Regions from separate parts of the Mus musculus genome. Here region 1 is linked to region 2. The links are chromatin contacts, found by Hi-C or POLR2A ChIA-PET in ENCODE. All regions are on one chromosome and are shown on one strand. Each heading gives the region's core, a stretch centred on a gene start or an enhancer-like site at or near the end of the contact. The rest is flanking DNA. Distances are from core to core; before and after follow the strand shown. Region 1 holds the start of Tnpo1 (transportin 1). Region 2 holds the start of Fcho2 (FCH domain only 2).

Evidence for each region. Hi-C counts contacts between places; a loop is a spot of excess contacts on that map. ChIA-PET counts read pairs that join two places held with the same protein, here RNA polymerase II (POLR2A).
Region 1: a loop to region 2 is called in a map of heart, with 6 times the contacts of the local background. The contact joins the promoter of Tnpo1 here to the promoter of Fcho2 in region 2. A Hi-C loop is called at or near these places in 3 of 37 maps with a recorded cell type or tissue (all heart). POLR2A ChIA-PET finds 5 or more read pairs at or near these places in 3 of 5 experiments (Patski and embryonic stem cell).

What each region holds. Positions count from the first base shown.
Region 1 is chr13:98,925,057-98,930,387 of GRCm38, reverse strand. Tnpo1 (transportin 1) reads left to right here and starts at 4,004. Exons shown (of 24, transcript NM_178716.3): 1 at 4,004-4,137. The coding sequence starts at 4,123. It overlaps Gm52051, which reads right to left. Exons shown (of 2, transcript XR_003950643.1): 1 at 2,982-5,331; 2 at 1,227-1,355.
Region 2 is chr13:98,814,057-98,819,435 of GRCm38, reverse strand. Fcho2 (FCH domain only 2) reads left to right here and starts at 3,987. Exons shown (of 26, transcript NM_172591.3): 1 at 3,987-4,360. The coding sequence starts at 4,328. Gm34995 (a long non-coding RNA gene) reads right to left here and starts at 3,455. Exons shown (of 3, transcript XR_382806.4): 1 at 3,367-3,455. It also overlaps the pseudogene Gm18134.

The DNA.
Region 1 (5,331 bases), core at 2,755-5,254, 110 kb before region 2:
GCTACCTTAACCTAAGTAGAAATCTAGGCTTCCTGCTAGGACTTTGTTGACAGGACAGTGGGGTGGGACATATCATAATATCCTTTGATTTTTGCTGACTTAATCAGCTCTTGTCCAAAAGTTTTCTGTATTCTGTACTGCCCCTTCAGCTAGAGAGAGAAGTGTTTTGATGGAACATTTTTGTTGTTTTGTGCTTTGGTCCGGGCCACTGGGATTTCCAGGTTCAGTTTCAAGTGTGGGCTATATAAGGCCAAAGAAACCCGGGAGACCTCATCTTTGTGTCATTCCTTGAGTCGCACGGCCCCTGCTCAGTCTATTTGCTTTCTACCAGAAGCCTCTTCCGCTGCTTGTTTTCTATGCAATGTCTGGGACTTTTGGCTGTACTGAGAACAGTGAACACTGTGCCTTCTGCATCTTCCCAGGAGCAGGAGCCTAAGTAGGCCCTTTTTATAAATAGAATTATGTTTTAATTGCTAGGAGTTATTAATAGCTCAAGGAATTTAAAGTTAATCCTTCCCCAGTTAAAAATAACTTCTTAATTTATCATTTTATAAATTAAAGCCTTATGTAAGGGTTTGCTTTAAGTAAGAAATGCCTATAGATTATTTACATATTGCTGAATGTACTATAACTGTCCCTGCAGCATTTACATTCTCCTAAATTATTTCTTTAAAAAGATTTTCCTTAATGTTAATCTGGAGATGTTTCAAAGCAGAAGACAATTCCTTAAACTGTGTAGTGCTAAACAGAATCAAGAGTTAAGAAGGAAAGAAGGTTGGGTAAGACAACAGTGTCTTTCCAGGGGCACAACTGAAAAATGGTTCTGAGAAGTACTCTATTTTAAAGCTTGCCTACTTCAGGTACTACTCCAGCTCTATCTTAGTGAGCTTCTATGTAGCATTAGTAATGATTTATTACTAATAATTAATAAAATAATTGTGCTAATAATTATTAAATACTTAATATATTTGCTATAAAATATGTTTATTAAATATATTGTAATTTAAAAATAATCTAAGCCGGGCGTGGTGGTGCATGCCTTTAATCCCAGCACTCGGGAGGCAGAGGCAGGCGGATTTCTGAGTTCAATGCCAGCCTGGTCTACAGAGTGAGTTCCAGGACAGCCAGGGTTACACAGAGAAACCCTGTCTCCAAAAACCAAAAAAAAAAAAAAAAAAAAAAAAAAAAAAAAAAGAGGAACTAACTAAAGAACAGAAAGGTTTTAAGGTTAAAAGCAAAGTTTATTACCATCTTAAATTTCAGTATATGTCATTGAAAAATGCCAACATGTCTGCAGAGTTTCACCACATGAAACGTAAAGAGGAAACATCACGCAGTAGCTGGTATCCTGTACACTAAGGAAAAAAATAGCAGAAAAGAAAAATTAAATCACATATGGTCATAAGCCTTAAGATGAGTAAGAGTAGTTTTAGCTTAAGATCAGAGTCAAAGATCACTTATTTAAAGCATCTCTACCCAGAATCTCTGTATAGTCACATTCTCATTTCAATCCAATGAAAGAATAGATTCTTAGATTATCTCATCCCAATTTTTAAAAAAAGATTTATTTATTTTATGTATGTGAGTACACTGTCACTCTCTTCAGACACACCAGAAGAGGGCTTCGGATCCCATTACAGATGGTTGTGAGTCACCATGTGGTTGCTGGGAATTGAACTCAGGTCCTCTGGAAGAGCAATCAGTGCTCTTAACCACTGAGTCATCTCTCCAGCCCCATCTCAACTTTATAATATCTAATAACCAAGAATTTTTTGTTGTTGTTTTCGAGACAGGATTTCTCTGTGTAGCCCTGGCTGTCCTGGAACTCACTTTGTAGACCAGGCTGGCCTTGAACTCAGAAATCCGCCTGCCTCTGCCTCCCAAGTGCTGGGATTAAAGGTGTGCGCCACCATGCCCTGCCTAAAGAAAAATTCATGTGGGGTGGTGGTAACACATACCTTTAATACCAAAAAGTACCAAAAATAAAATACCAAAAAAAAAATGTTTTTCTTTAAAAAGAATTCAAGGGAATAAATCCTTTTATATATACTAATTAATATTCAATCCTTCCTCCTTCCAGTTAGCTTTGTTTATTCCCAAAGTAGTATTTAGGTAAATTCTTCTTCATTGCTTGGTGTAGGTCCTACAACAATCCTTAGTTGCTCATCTTTAGTTTTATTTATGTGTATGAGTGCTTTGCTGCCACGCACATCATGGGAATGCCTAGTGTCTGTGGAGGTCAGCAGGGCATTGGACCCCTGGAACTGGAATTATGAACGGTTATGAGCTACCTCATGGTTGGAGACTAAAACCCAGGTCCTCTGCAAAAACAAAGGCTGTTACCCTCTGAACCATTTTCCCAGCCCCTAATCTTATAGATTTTAATGCTATTTTATTTTTTAAATCTCCAGCAATGTAAGATTCAGTTACCACAATCACACAATCATCTGATTTTTACAAGTCTCTACTCTACAATGAAAGCTTTTAAGTATAAAATAAGACCTGTTTACATTTTTCCTTGCAGTAAATTTTTTTGCAGACTCACCAAACTGCTCTGGAGGAAGGTTTACATTAAATTGTTTTTCTTAGGACATATTCCTTCTTAGAAAATTCCTTTCCAAGAACACTACTCTATCTAACTTCTATTAAATCAACATTTAAAAATGTTTATTTTATTTGATAGAGACAAAGTTTCTCTGTGTAGGCCAGGCTGGCCTGGAACTCAGCAATCTGTCTGCCTCTGCCTCTGGAGTGATGGGACTAAAAGTGTGGGCTGCCATGCCTGGCCATATTTTAGTAATTTTAAATATTTTCCCTTTCAATTTTCAGCTTTCTGATGATAAAAACCATCTTTTAGTCTCAAACTTTGAGTTAAGCTAATTGTAACACTAAAAAGTATTACAAGTGAAGATTTTTAAGCTTCTTAATAAATAAGTTGTAAATATTTAGCATTTTTCAAGAATTAGGTACAATAATTTTACCTGTAAAGTGTATGGAGAGCAATCACTGCCTAAACAAGAAGTATGTAACACTAAGGCAGTTGAAAGCACTGATGTGAAGATAATTCTCGCTGGCCACTCACTCAGAAAAAAGGACCACCTTGCTGTGCATATTTAAAATACTCATACGTGGTAAGTTTGTGTAAAAATAACCAGGCAGGGAAGAACGATTCTTCCAAGACCGGGTTTCTCAGTATAGCCCTGGCTGGCCTTGAACTCAGAAGTCTGCCTGACTCTGCCTCCCAAGTGCTGGGATTAAAAGCGTGTGCTACCACTGGGAAGAACAATTCACCTCTCTTCATTACCATTATTGCAACTGGCTTGAAAAGTGCCTACCTCTCCCATTTTAAAACACTTTCAGCTTGAAGTTACAGTACCTCTCTGGTGGTGGCTGTATAAGGAGAGAGGAGAGCTTATTATCTCCAAGCTCAGGGAACTAGCTTTATAGTAGAAACATACCTAGAGATGTAAACCTAATTTTCTAAATCATTTCATTTGGTTTTATATGGTAGTTTCGTGCTACATCAGCACATTTCAGAAGCCCCTGTGTTATCAAGGGGGCCGCCGTCCGCCCACACCCTTCTGCCTTGTCCCAGGAAAGCTGTAACAGTTCGACTGTGGGACGAGCGGCCTGGTGGGTGTCGCCGGGCTCTGGGCTCGGCGGTCTCCCGGGGGGGACACGAGTGCACTCCGGGCACGCACGTCACCTGCCGCCGGAAGGGCCGTGCATCTGGGCGTTCACACTCAACGGGCTGGGCAGCGGAGGCCGCGACTGAGCCCCAGGCTGGCTTGTGGGGGCTGCAGTGGGCGCGAGGGGGTGTGAGGCGGGCACGGGGCCGAGGCGTCGACCCCGGGACCCCGCTTGGTGAAAACCGCTGGGGCGCGCCGCCCGCCCGCCCGCCTTCCCGACGCAGGCCAGCAGGCCCAGGCCGCAGTTTTCCCAGCCCCGTCGCCGTTGCCAAGGCGACCGCCGCCGAAGATTCCCGCGCCGGGCTCCGCCCCCCGGCCAATCGGACCGGCGCTCGCCGGAGCCCGGATTCTCTTTGTTCCGCAGCCATTTCAGGCCCCGGACGGGAGGCAGCGCCGCTTCGGCAGAAAGGCCCGAGCGCCGGAGGCCTCTGGGATGGTGTGGGACCGGGTAGGTTGGCGTGAGGGTGCGTGGCCAGGGCGGAGGCGGGTGGGAAGCGGCCCGAGCGAGCTCCGACCGGCCGCCGCGCCGAGGGGACCGCGCTCCGCTGTCCGCCCTCTCGGACGGGGCCTGGCCGTTTGGAGCCCGCCGGCGACGGCGCGGTTCTAAGCCCAACAGCTGCGGTCCCGGGCGCCCTGCGGGTCCCGGACAGGGCAGGCGGCGCCCCAGGAGCGGGAGGTCGGTCCTGGGGGTGGCGGGAGGCTGGCGGGCCGAGCCGCTGCGATGCCCGTCAGGCCGCACGGTGCGAGGGCCCGAGGTCGCCGGTCTTTGTCCCGGAGCCTCGCACACTCCGGTTTCTGCAGCCAGCTGATCCGTCTCCCCCGAGGGCCTGCTGGCCTCGCGACCTGTGAACATAATTTTAATGTTTGTAACTACGGGTTTTGCTTAGGTTTGTGGGTTTTGCACGTCTGCCTCTGTCTGCCCACGCCACGGGGAAGGGCCGCCGAGGAACAGACCCGCCACCACAATCAAACTGGCTTTAGAAAGGCTTTCTTCCTCTTAGAAATGATCTCGCGGGGCTTAATTTTTTTTAATCACGTGGGGTTTGCAGGGATTGTTTACAGTTTCACTTTGTTACGCCAGTCGCGAATCAGCTGTTAACTGTAGAAACGAAGTCAGAGGCTGTCCACTAGTTGGGGAGATTGTATTAAGAAGCTTAGTATGTCCTGTTCGAAAAACAGTGATGGCTTCAATGAGTACGTAAGCAATGCTTTTCCCCCCTAAAGAGAAGACGCTCCTTAAATGCAAAATATTCGGTGAAATCAGTATTTGGAACTGACCTGTCTGTCTGCAATGTGCACGCTCAGACGTGTTCATCTTTAGGATACCAAAAGTACCTGCTGGGTTTTGAGTTTCCCTATCGAAACTTTCACTTAAGTGTGGTAAGAAAGTGTGCTAATGAAGTAAGTGGATGGTTTGTAGTTGGTGAGAAGTGATCCTTGTTACTGTCCTGTAACCCTCCGTCCTGGTTCTAGAGAATGGCTGGTCTATGTGGAAATTTGCAAGTGCAAAGGAAAAATACTACTTTAGAGGTGGCCGATTTATTTTAAACTCCTTGACACTTGCCGTGTGTGGGTGAATAGTGGTTTGGCAATTCAGCTTTTACTTGAGTCCGTGTACACCTACTGCACTGTGAGTGGTTCG
Region 2 (5,379 bases), core at 2,738-5,237:
GTGAAATACATTTACAAAATTACATCTAGAACAAATAGGAAAATGTGCCTTCCTTTACAGCCACTCCTCTGAAACGAAACTAGCAGTTATGAGGAAATAGGCCTGGCAACTAAATGTTGACTAATGTGCTTTGAGCTATAAAGCTGGGTCAGAAGGCCATATTCATACTGAGGAATGCATAAGTGGCCATGTTCCATTGCCTAATGCATCAGGCCTTTGAACTTGGACGTAAGCCATATTTTATAAGCCCAAGTAAGCTCATTTTATGTAAAATTTTCCTTCTATTAGTTGCTACCATTCATTAAGTTATGATTTAACAGACAGGAATGCTTTGGGCTGTAATGTCTATGCTTGGGTGAGAGTTTAATGGGGAACAAGAGCCTCTCCGCAGAAATCAGCATGTTCATGGCAGGTGTAGTGAAACAAGTGGAAGGCAAATCTGATGAGGACATCTCAAAATGGGAGCCTCAAGCATTGAGCCCTATCCCCAAAAGAGATGAAGCCCACCTTGAATCCTTTGTTCCATTCCATCTTAGTTTCACTAAAGCTGGCACTCTGCAACAAGGTGCTCAGACCCAACAGGATTGCTTTGAAAGCATTTAAACTAAGGTCAAAAGTTCAGCCACACAGAACTTCATATTTTTAAAAAATTGTATGTATGTATGTATGTATGTATGTATGTATGTATGTATTTATTTATTTATTTGAGACAGGGTTTCTCTGTGTAGCCCTGGCTGTTCTGGAACTCTGTCTGTAGACCAGGCTGAGCTCAAACTCAGAAATCCACCTGCCTCTGCCTCTCAAGTGGTGAGATTAAAGGCGCTTGCCATCACTGCCTGGCAGAACTTCATATTTTCATGAACTATGGGATTAGCATCGATTAAAGAATGTGTAAAAGGAATGGAGTGACTGCGTAGCCAAGGACTCAGCCACCTTGACATGTTTATGACAGGCTTAATGACCCATCCAGTCACCAAACATTAACTAAGTACCTGTCAGGGGGCTGGCATTCGGTGACAGGAAGCTGTAGTTTGTTGTTAGACATGTCAGGCTTAGTGTGTGGAGCAATCATACTGTGAGTGGCTCCCCGCTCAAGGCCTTCCCTCTTCTGTATCCCAGGAAACATCTCCCCTAAGGACAGACAGTGACTGATGCCACCCACATTCTTCTTCTATTATACCATCTTGTCTGAAATCCAGTCACCTTAATCACTGTTTATAAAGCTCTGCAACTTAAAAGCCAGGTAATTACAAGACAATGGACCCCCTGAGCGTCTGAAACACACAAAGGAGTATTTATCTTTATGGCAGACAGCCTTGCTATCTATGTGACCGACAACAGAACTGTGGCCAGGGTAGCAGCTACACTCTGCCAAAGGGCCAGTGTTGTCACCACAAATTAGAACCTTAAGAGAAGGCAAATCTGGGTTTGACACTACTGGGAGAAAACATGTTTTGTTATTCAAGAACCAAATGCATTGAAACTGAGTGGAAGGACTTGACAAGTTAACCTCCCTCTGTAATAAGCACTTCAGTGCCTCAAATTTGCCTCAACTCCAAAGCTGCCTGCTTCTGATGGGGCAGCCATTCCACACCTCCTCTAACAGATTTTTACTGCCATTCACAGTTTACCTTTTACCACGAGGATACAGAGGAAAAGATATTAACGGGTTTTGTTGGGACCTGAATAGCATTGGTCATGGGAGAGGAGATTTATGGTTAGGGGGTCAGGGCTTAATATTAGATCATGATTAACAGAGTCACCTGTGTAGCTTTCCCTTTTTAAAATATATATTTATTTATTTCATGTATATGATTATATTGTAGCTATCTTCAGACACACCAGAAGAGGGCATCAGATCTCATTACAGATGGTTGTGAGCCACCATGTAATTGCTGGGAATTGAATTCATGACCTCTAGAAGAACAGTCAGTGCTCTTAACCACTGAGCCATCTCTCCAGCCCGTAGCTTTTCTTTTTAGAGGAAGTGTGTGTGAGTGTGTGTGTGTGTGTGTGTGTGTGTGTGTGTGTGTAAGAGAGAGAGAGACAGACAGACAGAGAGATAGACACACACAGAGATATGGTCATTTAACGCCTAGAATTTCAGGATCCTTTCTTTCTTTTTTTTTGTTTGTTTTGTTTTGTTTTGTTTTGTTTTCAGGTTTATTACAACAGCTCCAATTGGTGTTTGAAATTCATCGCAACTGTAGGCTGAGTGACCTGAAGGTTAGAGAGACTGCCAAGTCCAGAAGCTTCGGCATCTCCTTGGTGTCAGGATCCACCTCAGTGATCTCTTGATCTAGGGCTGAGACCTCAGGAACATAATTCTCCTCTCTCTCTCTCTCTCTCCCTCTCCCTCTCCCTCTCCCTCTCCCTCTCCCTCTCCCTCTCCCTCTCCCTCTCCCTCTCCCTCTCCCTCTCCCTCTCTCTCTCTCTCTCTCTCTCTCTCTCTCTCTCTCGCTCTGCAGCTTGATAGAGATGCCTCTCATAGGACCTCTCTGAATCTACTTCATCAGATGGGTCACATAGCCAGCTATCTTGTTCCGAAGTTTCTAGCTGGGGATAATGGAGGTCTCCTCCCACAGGCGCTTGTTACTGTGGAAGCCATTACCCAGGTGTGTGTAGTACTTCTCGATGATGACCTGGGCCGCCTTCTTCACAGTCTTGGTGTGAACTCGGCCCATGTTGGCGGGTCTCAGTAAAAAAAGGAAACTCGGGGATCCTCTCTCGCACTAAGCCTGGTGATATTAGGAATCCAGTACCAGCCGCTTTTGCAGGGTGAGCTTTCTTACTCCTTTTGTTAGAATTTTCTTCTATCTTAAGCACCAAGGATAGCATAACTGGGCTGATGGTTTACAAAACAAAAGCAAATATTTATTTTAAATGGAAGAGTTAACATATACAAGAAAAACAAAAACAAACAAACAAAGGAGAGATTGCTCAGTGGTTATGAGTATTAATGCTCTTGGAGAGGACCCTGATTCAATTCCAAAGTCCACATGGTGATTCACAACTTTCTGTATCTTCAGTTTCAGAGGATCCCACACGCTCTTCTGGTCTTATTGGGCACTAGGCACACACATGGAATTCATACCTAACATGCAGGCAAATCACTCATACACATAGACCTTTTAAAATAGTATATGGAAATAGCATCTTTCCATCATTCAACTACTTGTATGGCCAATCTTGTTCCTCCTATACCCTAGTCTTCTGCCCTGCTTCCACCAAATACTCCTGAGCAGATGCTAGATGTCTTAGCTTTACGTGAATATTTCTGAAAGATATTCTTATAAAGGCACAACCTTTGTCTGGTTATCTTTTGCTATCGACTATATAAAAGATACATGAAAAGTGTTTACATACATCGTTTGGGGAGGCAAATAATTTCCTTTGAAGAAAGTGCTACATTGTCCATGTTTGAAAACGATCTTAGGACGTGCGGTGTTCATACTGTAGTTAAAACTACACTAAATCATCTCTGGAGCTTGACTTCCAACTTGCAGATCTTTGACTTAGCTTAATGAACTTGGGACCTCTAAAGTTTTTTAAACTTTTGGAAAGAAAGGCATGGCGAGGGATTTCTTTTCCCCATCAGGCCGAAGCATGTTAAAACTTGTGTCCTTTCCTCCTGGGTGTACAAACTGGTAAGATTACCACCATGGGCTTTGTGAACAGGCCTGGAAGAGTCGCGTTTCGGGTCACGCCTGCTCTCGGCAGGCGGTCCAGGCCGGCTGGCTCCCTTGTGACCGACTGCACTGCCTGAGTCTTGCAGGCGACACTGGGCGTTCCCTCCCTTTCCGGCCTTGGACAGTTTTGTTTTGGATCTTACTTCCCAGTCAAGGAGAGGCTCCCTGTTGACCAAAGGTTTCCCAGTCTCCTTGGGGTGGCCGGCTGCCAAGTTTCCTTAGTCCCAGTCTGCCAGGACCTGGGACTGCTGGAGATCCTAGAAGGCCAGGACGCTGGACGCGAGGGGGCGTGGCCCTATTAGCTCCGCCCCCCGGGCCTGCGGGTAGCTCGACTCCCGCCAGCCCCGGAGGCTCGCGCAGACTAAGCTCTGTACCATTCCTTGCGAACGCTCGGACCCGGACAGGCTGCGCGCACGCGCACTCGGGAGCGACAGTCAGGCTCTCGCCCCGTGGTGGCGGCGGCCGCGCCTGCCGCTAGGTGGCGCATGCGCCCTAGAGGGCGCGGGCGGTCTCTGGGAAGAAGGCGGCGGCGGCGAGAGGCGGGGGCGCCGTAGGGGCCGGTCCGTGTTTACACAGCGGCGGGCGGGTGCGGACGCGGAACCCGGCGCGGCGGCGGCGGCGGCGGCGGCGGCGGCAAGATGGTCATGGCGCATTTCGTGGAGAATTTCTGGGTGAGCGGAGGGTGTTGGGGACGCCGCGGGCTTCGGTTTCTCCCCGCGGCCTGCGTGCGCGGCGGGCGGCGGCTCCTCGGGCGGCCGAGCGAGAGTCCACGGCCCCGGGGTTGCCCGGCCGAGCTCCCGCGGGCCACGGCTCTCCGGCCACCCGCCTCCTCCGGGTTGGCCACTGCGCGCGGCGCCCGGGCTGGCAGCGCGGCCCGGGAGTCTCGGCGGGGACTCCAGAGGGCCGGCGGCGCCGGGCGGGGACAAAGCGCCGACGGGGCGTGCGTGCGCGGCGTCCGGCGCGGGGAGCCGGGCACCCGGCTGGTCGGCTTCCCGCGGCGCAGGCCCGGGACCCCACGCAGAGTCCGTGCAGGGCCGAGCGGGCTCGGCACTTCCTCTTGGCCGCGCGGCTGGGCTGGTGGGGGCTGCGCCCAGGACTTTGCCTTCAGGCCTGCTCACAAAGCCCGTGGAAGTTGGGTTTCGTGGACCTTCCTCGGGCTCCCCACACCCCTCTAGTCTCCTCGCCGTGTGATTTCGTGCAGTTGCTGTTAGCCGATCGTGGCAAGTACGCTTCTGCCATGAACAGGAAAGTTACGTGTTTACTCAGGTATCTTGGCCGAACTTGGGTTTTCGTGGCCCGACAGTTGCAAATACGGCACCACTTTCATTTAGGTAAGGTGTTGAAAGGAGTCAGCTTTCAGTCATGCCAGCTACTGCTAGCTGAGATTCTTAATTCAGTCTCAAGCACGGGCTTGAATACAATCAGTTCATGGTTATTTGTTTTGAATGTTAATTCGCTTTTCGCAATCATCTGTACTCGGTGGTGTTTTTAAAGAGCGGTTTTATGCATGCACTTAAAGTGTATACTGTGAAGAGTTCCTCATTGTTTTTTTGCAAACATCACCACAGTCAATTTTAGAACAATTTCATAACCTCAGAAAAAATCCCTTACCGGTTAGGAGTCATTCCCAGTTTGCCCCTTGTCTCGGTCCCTAGGCAACCGATCTGCTTCTACAGTTCCGTCCTTTCTG